Regions from separate parts of the Homo sapiens genome. Here region 2 is linked to region 1. The links are chromatin contacts, found by Hi-C or POLR2A ChIA-PET in ENCODE. All regions are on one chromosome and are shown on one strand. The core of a region is the stretch at or near the end of the contact, and the rest is flanking DNA. Distances in the headings are between cores, read along the strand shown.

Region 1 (6,082 bases), core at 1,107-3,606:
TTGCAATAGCATATATTCTAATATGTTCCTTTTCAATTGGTGATAAATGGCAGCAGAAATCCTTGTAAGGAAAGGATCCAAAGAAAACATTCTTGTGAGCTATATTGATTGTCACTCATTGTAAGAAAAAGCAAACACTTTGTCTTCACAAATTGGGTCCTCAGGCCTACAGGAGGATTCCTCTTGAATGGGGGTTGTTATTACTCCAAGAGACTGGGGCTAGGGATGGCATAGACAAAGGAAAGCTGAAAAACTCATATTCAAGACTAAATCTTAGAGATCAGAAGTGATTCCTTCAATGACTACTCAGAAGTCAGCTACCACAGATCAGGGAACATAGTCATAACAACATCATAAAACTGCTTAAATTTTGTAATTTCCCCATGCATTTTGGTTTTGCCATCCCCTTAAAATCAAAAGTCCTGTGTGTTTGTCTTTGGGGACAGCAAGAAAGCCTGAAGTTGCAGAGACTATCCCTCTTTGCTGCTATATTAGTGGTGAGAAGATCTTTGAGGATGAGAGAGGGGTGGAAGCACTGTGGACATTACTGAGGTTAATGTCAAACAACAAGGCCAGCACAGAAGCCAATCTGGGTTATAGGCACACTGAGTATATCTTACTAACCACACAGCATCATGACCCCCCGATGCATTCAATTGGGATGATGTTATGTGCCATTTAAATCTTTATCACTAACTCTTTATCACATGCCATGAGACTCAATCACTGAAATCTTAGTCTATTCATTTATGCAGCCAACAGACACATGAAAAAATGCTCATCATCACTGGCCATCAGAGAAATGCAAATCAAAACCACAATGAGATATCATCTCACACCAGTTAGAATGGCGATCATTAAAAAGTCAGGAAACAACAGGTGCTGGAGAGGATGTGGAGAAATAGCAACACTTTTACACTGTTGGTGGGACTGTAAACTAATTCAACCATTGTGGAAGACAGTGTGGCGATTCCTCAGGGATCTAGAACTAGAAATACCATTTGACCCAGCCATCCCATTACTGGGTATATACCCAAAGGAATATAAATCACACTGCTATAAAGACACATGCACACATATGTTTATTGTGGCACTACTCACAATAGCAAAGACTTGGAGCCAATCCAAATGTCCAACAATGATAGACTGGATTAAGAAAATGTGGCACATATACACCATAGAACACTAGCAGTTATAAAAAAGGATGAGTTCATGTCCTTTGTAGGGACGTGGAAGAAGCTGGAAACCATCATTCTCAGCAAACTATTGCAAGGACAAAAAACCAAACACCGCATGTTCTCACTCATAGGTGGGAATAGAACAATGAGAACACTTGGACACAGGAAGGGGAACATCACACACCGGGGCCTGTTGTGGGGTGGGGGGAGGGGGAGGGATAGCATTAGGAGATATACCTAATGTAAATGACGAGTTAATGGGTGCAGCACACCAACATGGCACATGTATACATATGTAACAAACCTGCACGTTGTGCACATGTACCTTAGAACTTCAAGTACAATAAAAAATATATATATATATAAAGAACTGAGTAGATCTTACAATTTTCAAAGACCCACTTGGATATACTCTTCAAATAATTTTTGAAATCTGTCATAACCAAATAAAACGTGCAAATGAAAACCAATAAAAAGAAATCTTGGTCTATTTTATGAAGAGGTTGGTTCACCCTAAACACTGTCTTCAGACATTCCATTTATTGTGAATTATTTTTCAACCCAGGCAGATTATTTTTCTGTTCCCTAGATAATGCTAAAAATAGCAGTATTATTCCATCTTAAGTAGTTGTTAAGTAATGCTTAGCAATTGAGGTTTGGAGAATTTCTGATGCTTTTTAAAAGCAACTTCATACTCCTAACCCATAGCTTTCTTTCAGCAATTGCTCACATACCTCCCAATTTTTCCTATCTGATTTTCTTTTCCTCCAACTGCAATATCAAGTTACCATTAGCACTCATTCTTTGGTTTTCTCTTTGCCAAGTGACATTACATGGTAATTGTCTAGTATCAGTTTTTCTTCCTCCACTGCCGCCTCCTTACCCCATTTTATCTGCAGGCATTAGGTTCTATTTCACTTTTATGTTGAATATTAAACTTTCAGGTAAAATTAGTGATTTTTCTAGTGTTAAAAATTGTTATTTTCTCATTGAATGGTGTTTATCATCTGTCCCCATTTAGTCCTATTTCAGTCTCTAAGTACAGTTGAACCTAAAGTTATGCAAGACCAGAAATCTTTTCAAGTTTGCACTCTCCTTGCTATAGTTATACAAACCAGTGGAAAGTAATTTTCATTAGTTAATACAATGGTAGACTAAAATTCATTTGGTTAACAGGAAATGAAGTTTCTCTGTTCCTCTTTTCCCTCCAGTTTTTACACTGATAATTTAATCTCATTGATTCTTAAGTAAATTTTTTTGTGCATTATTCTTATGAAATCATTATTCTTGTTATTATTATAAAACCTTTATGTATGTTTAGGCTGTGGGAGGTGGTGGGGAAGTCATAGGGGGTGGAGGATAGGGTGGAAGAGGGATGCTTCGACTGGTTTGTTTAGATCATTATATATAAATCAACTGTAGTACTAATACTTGCTTCAATATTTGAAGTAAAAAAGAAGAAAGGAGAAGTAAGAAAAGGTAAAAGCAACAAGGTAAAAGAAAAAAATCTTTTCTTTTTTCTTTCTTACTGGGTGCTTTTTTAGGTAGTCCACAGAATTTTTGGTATCCACCACCTTCTTTTCTGGCCTTTCTTCCTTTATGATGCCTGGAATCCTTTTCCATAGTTCCCAGAGTTGCATGCTCTCTGCTGTACCAAATCCTGTTCTGTTCAGCATTTTGGTCTCTGTTGCCAATCAGAAGGTTTCAAATGGGGCTGGGCATGGTAGCTCACGCCTGTAATCCCAGCACTTTCGGGGGCTGAGGCAGGTGGATCACCTGAGGTCAGGAGTTCAAGACCAGCCTGGCCAACATGATGAAACCCTGCCTCTACTAAAAATACAAAAAATTAGCTGGGTGTGGTGATGGGCGCCTGTAATCTCCTCCAACTCAGGCTACTCAGGAGGCTGAGGCAGGAGAATTGCTTGAACCCAGGAGGTGGAGGTTGCAGTGAGCCAAAATCACGCCACTGCACTCCAGCCTGGGCAACAAGAGTGAAACTCCATCTCAAACAAACAAACAAACAACAACAACAGAAAAAAGAAAAGAAGGTTACAAACAGTCTGACTTTTCTCTCCTCAGAGAAGCTAATTTCAGCTGGCTGTTATAAGGACATGAAATTAAACTAACATTTACTAATATGTGTATAGGGGATAGCACTTTACCCTTTCCAGAAGTATTTGCATTTTAAGAAAGATGTAAACCAAAGGATAATCTTTTTGGTAGAATTTTATGGGGTGTAACGACTGAAGTACAAATAATAATAATAATAATTCAGGAAGTATTTTACTTGGGCCAGAGCCCTGTTTGGGAATCTGGATTCACAGTCTGTTCATTCTGTCCACAACTTCCCTCACTCACTCTTTTGGATGCATGGATTGTCAAAAAATTCCATCTACCTGTACTCCTCCCTTTCTCCACCCTCCCATACCTCAACTGGCAATAGTTCTGAGTCTTGTTCATGTATGTGGAGATGTGGAAATTAAATTATGGATCATTAGTAGATATTGTTCCCCTAACTCAGAAACTGCTTGAGCTCAGAAGCAGCATTATTTGACATCTGATCAGAAGTTTCAATGCTTAATTTTTTAAATCATAAAAGTAATATGTGATAATTATAACTAATTTAAACAAAATACATGACACAAGAGAATAATCCCCCTCTTTCTCCAACTCCAAATCCATTCTGTAAAGGCAACCACTGTTATCAATTTGTGGTATATCTTTTCTGATTTTTATTCATGCTTGGCTAATTTTGGCTCTGCATAAACCTGACATTTAGCTTTTCAAGCATTCTCACGAGCTATCTTGTGAAAAAAGGTAGATCAGATTTACATCTGAGCTATGACATATAATATTTAATAAAGAAAGTAAGTGCCATAAAATGAAAGTTTCCCATAACATTATTTTAAAGAAAATCAGCTATTGAACATTATTACAATTTTATTTCATTATACCCACATCATAATTTATAATTTCCTACAAAATTTTGCTTGCAAACACAGTTCTGCTAAGTTACTAATTTATATGTTCCTGTCTTATTTGTATGCCATTTTAAGCTTGAGGCTTTTCATGTCCTTTTCTCTGCATTCTGTTTATTTGGTAATAGGTTTGAAAGATTAAAAAGTGGAATATTGGTTAGAGCATAAGACTCAAAACAAAAAAAACCCCTCAAATTTAGAAAGTTTTCTATTCATCTCTATATATTTATCAATAATTAAGGAATACTTCAGTTTCCTCATCTATAAATGGGGATTAATTTTTGGATGAGTTGTTATTTGGCATACATTTAAAAATAATCCATTGTATACTAAAATTATTTTTGTCTACCGTGAGTTTTCTTTCCTCCAGATAGAATAATTCAAGTATTTTTCATGCCAGCTTACTGTCATCTCCAGTAATTGTTAATTTGTTTCAAATACAACTAGGTAAAGATAATTTTATTTATTTATTTTTTTTTAGAATTTGCTTGAGAGCGGAGGTCAGTTTTTGTTTTTCACTTACATCACACTTTTGAGATGCTCTCCCTGTAAAAATTTCACTGGAATTATATTGATCGTTCAACTACTCTACACTTCAGATACTATTTTAAAAATCGAGGACTGGAAGAAACCAATGAAAATCAGTAATAGGAGTAGATTTTCAATGGTAATATTAAAAAATAACTGTGTGAGCTCTGGGGATGTTAGTATACTTTTAATGCGGCATGGTTTAAAGGCACAGAATGCTATTATCCAAAAACAAAATGCATAAATGAGTCAATTATCCATGCAAATTTGGCAACAATGTGTTCAACATATTATTTTATTTTAAAAGGTTAAATACACAGAATAATTTTAAAACAGAGAAAGTAAAGCCTGTTCAATTATAGCACTGTATTTTAAACCCAGAGATACATGAACTCTGCAGAAACCTGAAGAACCAGGCTCATGTGGAGACAAAGGGAACACTAAATGGAGAAAAAACACGTTTTTTTTTTTTTTTTTGAGACGGAGTCTCGTTCTGTCGCCCAGGCTAGAGTGCAGTGGCGCAATCTCCGCTCACTGCAACCTCTGCCTCCCGAGTTCATGCCATTCTCCTGCCTCAGCCTCCCAGAAAAAACACTTTCTATCATGAATCATACTTTCTTGTATAAAATCTGTACCGTACTCTAAACTCTGTGTTAGGATCTATGCCAACACACTATTTATTGCTTCTTCCTCCTCTTTCTCTCAGGACATCTTTTTTTGTAGATTGAAGGTGGGAAATGCTATGTGCTTATATCTGAGAAGATGTCTCTCTCTGCTTTAGAATCATCAATCTTTCCCACAGCCAGAGGTAGGCTGGCTTCCATCTTGATTGTCAGTGCTGCAGTGAGCTCCGTTCTTCTGTGTTTTTATTGGTATTTTAGTGAGAGGTAGGAAAAGCTGCCTGCTGGGCTGTTGAAGAAATGTTGACAGTTGCCAGGCCAGTACTCTGTATGTGGCTCAGGCTTAGTAAGTAGTTATTGAATGAATAACTGCATGAGTTTAAAGAGCAGAGATAGTACAAAGAGCAGAGATAGTTCTTTATATAGCAGAACAAGCAGCTGATTACTTAGAATGATTTGAAAGGCAAAAAGGACTGCTTGGTTCCTTAATCTAGTGGATAAAATACAGTGCCTGAAATTCTTACCTTAAGTTTATGAATACTTTTGTGTTTGGGCATTGAATGCTTTTCTAAAATGGAAATTATTTTTGGAATAAGCCATAATCAACAATCAAAACCTAATGTAAATCTGTATAGCAGTTTAGTTGATTTAGAGATTTATTACAGAAAAAGCTTCGATTCTTGGGAAAGAGAAGTGGGAAATGGAGGGGAGAAGGTTGAAAATCTGGAGTGTTTGCACTCAAAGCATGGGGCAGTGAGGAGAGGGCCGGGGTAGGGGG
Region 2 (6,082 bases), core at 1,445-3,944, 100 kb after region 1:
CTAGGAGGATGAGAGCAAGAAGCAGCATAAATCCTAAGGAATCATTAGCCCTGAAGGAGCGGTGTTGGAAGGTGCATTGATCTTCCTCCCTAATGAATGAGTAAGTGCCCACGTCTAAAACCGGGGGAAATGCCATGGCCACAGACAGAGTCCACACCATACAGATCACAGCCAGACACGTCCAAAAGGTCAGCCTCTTTGTATAGAAGCGGTGATGGGCGATAGCTAAATATCTGGTGACACTGATGCAGAAGAGCATGAAAGCAGTGTGGAAACAGGACAAAACCCCCAGAAAGGCAATCACTTTGCAAGTCAGAGTCCCATAAGTCCAGGTAGAACCATTTTTGACAGAGTTGAACACAAATGGGAAACAAATTGCAGATCTGAGGATATCTGAACAGCAAAGATCCAACAGGAAGTAGTAAGGTGCTCTATGCAAGGTCTTATCTTTCACTAGCAAAATGGAGATCAGGAGGTTGCCCACCACGCTGACTCCTATTATGAAACCCAAGGAAGTCAGTTTCAGAAAGGCTGTTAGAGGCGAGAGATTTTGCAAAATGTTGTCAGCTGCATGGCTATAGTTCGCCATAGATGGATGGAGGATAAGGATACAGCCTCAGTCAAGTCTCATGATCTAGATATAAGAACAAGGAAAAGATAGATCCATACATTTTACTGAAAATATAATCCACAAAGAGAACTGATCTGATCTGCAGTCATGCTTCCTCTTTTCTTCCACTTGTTTTGCCATCAGAATATCTGAAAAAAAAAAAAAAAAAAACCTATCAGTTCTTAAGTTAACAAGCAATGATGTCAGACAGTGCTAACAAAGCTGTTCACTTATGGGGAAGCAAATAAAGTTTTAATTTTGAATACTAATATTTGCTTTACTAAATATTTTTGCTCGAGATTTCAGAGAATTGGCTTGTTTAGTTTTTCAAGCTAAGTGAATTTTAAAATGTCCCTATTTTGGACAATATACATTTGATAGGGTAACTTTAGGAGAGAAGGAATAAAATGTCCCATTCTTGTAAAATATGCCAGTCCAGGAATTAACCACTAGAATTGCAATGGAATCTACAAGATTGCTATTAGGAGGCAGAGACACTACCTACATTTATTTGAGATCTATTAGTATCTGTCAGTGTTTCACAGGCAGCTTCTCTGTTTGATGTGGGTCCAAAGAACCCGTGCAAAATATATCTTAAGTGCCACTATTCATGCTGCATAAGAGTATTTGTTGATTCATCTTAAAGCAAAATTTCAAAATTAACTTCAAAATTAATAGGAACTTACTTGTCCCAAGATTTGATGTGATTTAATCATTTGTCTTTCCCTCTCCACCCTACCCCCCATTTCTGGCAAATCTTTTAAGCCCACATGATTATTAAAATGGTTAATGTAAATATTGGACAGGGAAACACACCCAGAGGAATAATGCACTTCCATTTGTAAACCTTGGCTGCCTGGATTCAAATGAATATAACATGAACCTGTATTTCTTGGGCAATTAAGCCTTTCCCATTTACACTGATAACCTTTGTTGCAAATCACAAGTGGCTGCTTTTTAAAACAAAATGCACATTGTCTCGCAGGTGCCTGGACCACACCAGGGAAATCGGCTTCCTCTGTTATTCCCACCAAGCGTGTTTCTTTTGCCACTTCTCACTGGCCCGGAATATGCTGGTGGAAGCCCAGGCAAAACTGCGTTCGATGATTTTAATTTCCCCACCGGTACATCCTCGGGTAAATACCGATCGCATCATGCAACATTACGAAACCTGAAATCCGCCACCCCTGGATTTATAATGGGGGGAGGGTGGAGGAGGGGGAGAGGGAGAGAGACATGCATTACATACGCGAAGATGGGGAGAGAGATTGCTTCTGTGCTGCAAAGGAACCGTTCCCGGTGATTCGCAGTCTGATATTCCTCAGTCTTGTAAGGCTTTCCAGAAATGGAGCTCTCAGTAAGCCCTACTGAAGATGCATTGTCTGAATGTACTTCCATTATGCAGTTTATTGTCACAAAACACATACACACACACACACACACACACACACAGAGACACACACACACACACACACACACACAACCTGAGGGAGGGCTCTTTCTCGGTGAACCTGCAGTTTCATCAACACTGTGCATTCCCCCACATCCCCCAAACTTAACCAAGAGTATATCCTCCTACCTGTTGGTGTTGGATATCCCGACAGACTATAGCTTCTTTCTATAAATTGCTGATTTTTTTCTTTTTTTCTTTTTCTTTTTTTTTTTTTTTTTTTTGTTTTTTGTTTTTTTTTTTTTTTTTTTTGCCTTAGTGCCTTGACTGAGCATCCAGGCAGGGCTCGGCGGCGCCTGCGCGCTGGAGCCTCCTTGAGCTCCAGCCGCGTCCTCCCCTGTCGCAGCGGCACCGTCTCCCCCAGTAACGCAGGGGCCGCGGCGGCGGCGGCTGCGGTGGCGAGGGCGGCGGCGGGGCTGCTTCAGCCTCTGTGGAACCAGCAGGAACCCCTACCTGACTCCAGAGCTGGCTGGGTTTATTGACTGCCCTGTCCAATCCAACTGGCAGCATTAAGCTTTTGTCCCTTCGTGGCTGCTTCTGAACTTTTCCCTCCCCGCATTTGTAGTGGGGGGCTGGAAAGGCCCTTTCAGGACCTCAGGCCCATCCTCTTCCCAAAGGCAGCGCACGAGGAAGTCACAGTGCCCGTGACGCCCGCCCCCTCCCTCAGCTTCCCGGAACCCTAACCTTCCCCAGACACTTTCTTCCCTTTTCTTTTAGGGTGGTCCAAACCACCGGAGGCTTCTTTTATATATTTATTTTTAAGTGATGTCTCCAGCTAACCTTTAAATTTGCAGGTTAGCTGGAAAAAGACAAGAAAAGAATGGGAAAAAAGAAAAAAAGTTATTTATTTATTTATTTATCTTTTTCCCACAGTTAAAAATCTTTTCAATGGGGAAGAAGGGAAGGCACGTTAGGGCAGCTCTCTCTTTGTTAGTCATCTTCTATTCTCCAATGCACGCAAATATGCGTAAAAGTAGGGAGAAAGCTAAGTTCAGAGGACAACTACAATATGATTTACATTCAGTCTACCTTAAAGGATGTCACTAAAGAATCAGGCTTATAAAATGTTTAAATGGCTATTCCTGGCATTCCACCCCACCAAGCAACAGTATTCCTTTTCCCTTCTTACAAGTTCCGCTGACCAATGATGGGTGATGTCAAAGCAGTTATGTGTACGAGTTTCCTTTTTTCCCCTTTGTTATTACAGATGAAAAATACTAGAAATATAACAAATACGTAAAACTTACACCAGTCCAAACGGTCGGATGATACCACAGACACCACAAAGCCTGACACGTGGGTGCTTAGGAATGCCTCTAGAATCATGCATTTTCTTATTTTACCATTTCCGAAGAGTTTTGTTTGTGGAGGTGATATAAAATTTTAAGCAACAACTTCCCAGTTCTCCTACCCAAAACTAGCAGACACGCTTTCATTAATTCCCAATGTAAAACGTCTGCTTCTTTTTCTGCATGCTTTTTGCTTTATAATAATCTGTTAATGAAACAAAAAATAAAAATCTTCTCTACAGTAATAATCTGATCTTGAGACAGCAGTAAAATACCTCATTGCTGGGTGGTGAGATTGTGACATTCAGGGGAACTCAGGCCAATCAGCATACAGATAATATGGGTTAATTTACATACTGTATTTCTATTGGATGAGCCGAGGTAAAGCCTTATCTTGATGTCACAGTCGTTACACAAAGCCCTATGTTGGTAATACTGAAATGATGTTAAATTTCCCTGATTTGTTCTTGAATTTCCTACGTCCATTTAAATACATGGATAATAGTTTGTTTTTTTCGAAAAGAATATACACAAGGCACTAAACTTTGGCATTCCCTTAACCTAGAAAAATCAATCCTACAGCCATGCTGGAAGTAACTTGAGGGCATTTCCATTCAAATAAAACATTCCACTTTTTGCAAAGCAAATGAATTCAAAACTCAAAACCATGTGGTGGTTTGCAACTTCTAAGTAAAATGTCAAATTCGTTTTTATGAAACTACAAATCACTTCAACTTGTGCTTTTTTGCTTCCCAATAAATGCTTCAATGTACTTTGCAAAGAGTTATTTCCTGAATTTTTACAGTTTTAAAAAATGTATGGAATAAGAGGCTTAAGTTTGCTGAAGATTCATGATTGGTCAGATGTTAGGTTGTACAGATTAGGGAAAAGCTATTTTAAAGTAAATTAAAAGAGTCACTGCACTGCCAGGCCATGAAGCAGTAATATACTCTGCCAAAAGTTATAGGGCCAAGATCCAAGGGTTTTAACTAGTCTTATTCTTTAAGCAGATATTGATTCCTTAAAAATAAGGGAGAGGGTATATGTGTATGCAATATTCTTTCATATCCACATCTCAGGGTATAGTAAAGCTATTTTTTTCCTTTGCAGTTGAGCACAGTTACATCCACTAATTCTTCAGCTTTTCCAGCTGTTGGATAAGAATGTCATTTTCTTGCCTCACAAGGGGACTCAAGAAATTAATGAGATATTTTCTATCTAGCTCATTAACTCTACTGGAGAAAACATTGGAAGCTACATCTTTCATCAGCAGGGCTTTAAAAAATATGTTTAATAGCTGACAAAAGTTTCATATCATCTACAAGTTCTCAAATGTAAAGTTATTGCTTCAAATTGTTTAGATCATAGGCTTAGTTGGTCTTAACTAATTTCTTTTTTTTTTATCCCCTACATCACCAAACCCAGAAAATTTGATTTTCAGGTTAAGAGTAAAAGAACAAAGCAAATACAACAAAACTATATGCTCTAATCCTTGGGTTTGAAGGGTTCTGAAGATTTACAAACTGTTGGAATATTACATGTACTATATTGATCAGTGTATTAGGAAAACTGATATAATTTGCTTAATTTGGTTCTTATAAAAAGTACATACCATTTTATTTTAAAAACCAATGACCTTGCTTTCAAAATTAATCTATTTCAGATTTTTGCCAACTGATGCATAGTATCATGATCAGCAAAAACAGTGTTTTTTTCTGTGCATTGTTTACATGAAAGTGTGTGTCAGGAAATAACACTTGGTAATTGCAGAGAATAATAGACTAGAATAAACATTCTAAATAAAAGATTTTTAGTAATTCATTTCAAATGACATGTCTTCTGCTTAAAGCATAAAACGTGTGTCTTTGGTGCTCTCAACTGTTACCAAAATTTAAAGTTGTATATGAAAAAGAGCCTTTTTAAAGTTTTCTTTAAAACTTTAACTATCTTTTTGATGGGGTTGTTTGTTTTTTTCTTGTAAATTTGTTTGAGCTCATTGTAGATTCTGGATATTAGCCCTTTGTCAGATGAGTAGGTTGCGAAAATTTTCTCCCATTTTGTAGGTTGCCTGTTCACTCTGATGGTAGTGTCTTTTGCTGTGCAGAAGCTCTTTAGTTTAACTAGATCCCATTTGTCAATTTTGGCTTTTGTTGCCATTGCTTTTGGTGTTTTAGACATGAAGTCCTTGCCCATGCCTATGTCCTGAATGGTATTGCCTAGGTTTTCTTCTAGGGTTTTTATGGTTTTCGGTCTAACGTTTAAGTCTTTAATCCATCTTGAATTAATTTTTGTATAAGGTGTAAGGAAGGGATCCAGTTTCAGCTTTCTACATATGGCTGGTCAGTTTTCCCAGCACCATTTATTAAATAGAGAATCCTTTTCCCATTGCTTGTTTTTCTTAGGTTTGTCAAAGATCAGATAGTTGTAGATATGCGGCGTTATTTCTGAGGCGTCTGTTCTGTTCCATTGATCTATATCTCTGTTTTGGTACCAGTACCATGCTGTTTTGGTTACTGTAGCCTTGTAGTATAGTTTGAAGTCAGGTAGCTTGATGCCTCCAACTTTGTTCTTTCGGCTTAGGATTGACTTGGCGATGCGGGCTCTTTTTTGGTTCCATATGAACTTTAAAGTAGTTTTTTCCAATTCTGTGAAGAAAGTCATTGGTAGCTTGATGGGGATGGCATTGAATCTATAAATTACCTTGGGCAGTATGGTCATTTTCATGATATTGAT

The links. Hi-C counts contacts between places; a loop is a spot of excess contacts on that map. ChIA-PET counts read pairs that join two places held with the same protein, here RNA polymerase II (POLR2A). Pooled maps may share reads with other maps.
Region 2: a map with no recorded cell type shows a loop between it and region 1 (4-fold over the local background). The contact joins the promoter of GPR85 here to the enhancer-like site in region 1. A Hi-C loop is called at or near these places in 5 of 37 single-sample maps with no recorded cell type and 3 of 50 pooled maps. POLR2A ChIA-PET finds 5 or more read pairs at or near these places in 2 of 52 experiments (H1 and activated B cell).

Annotation. Positions count from the first base shown.
Region 1 is chr7:112,980,280-112,986,361 of GRCh38, forward strand. The region is part of intron 2 of HRAT17 (heart tissue-associated transcript 17); the gene reads right to left. Among named protein-coding and RNA genes, the nearest start is that of HRAT17, 12 kb to the right of the region's middle. Within about 2 kb of position 2,357, at least 3 of the 41 ENCODE cell types and tissues checked have a DNase peak (open chromatin) inside an H3K27ac peak, as active enhancers do.
Region 2 is chr7:113,084,133-113,090,214 of GRCh38, forward strand. It overlaps GPR85 (G protein-coupled receptor 85), which reads right to left and starts at 2,695. Exons shown (of 3, transcript NM_001146267.2): 1 at 2,190-2,695; 2 at 1,860-1,977; 3 at 1-759. The coding sequence starts at 589. RefSeq lists a silencer at 2,381-2,440.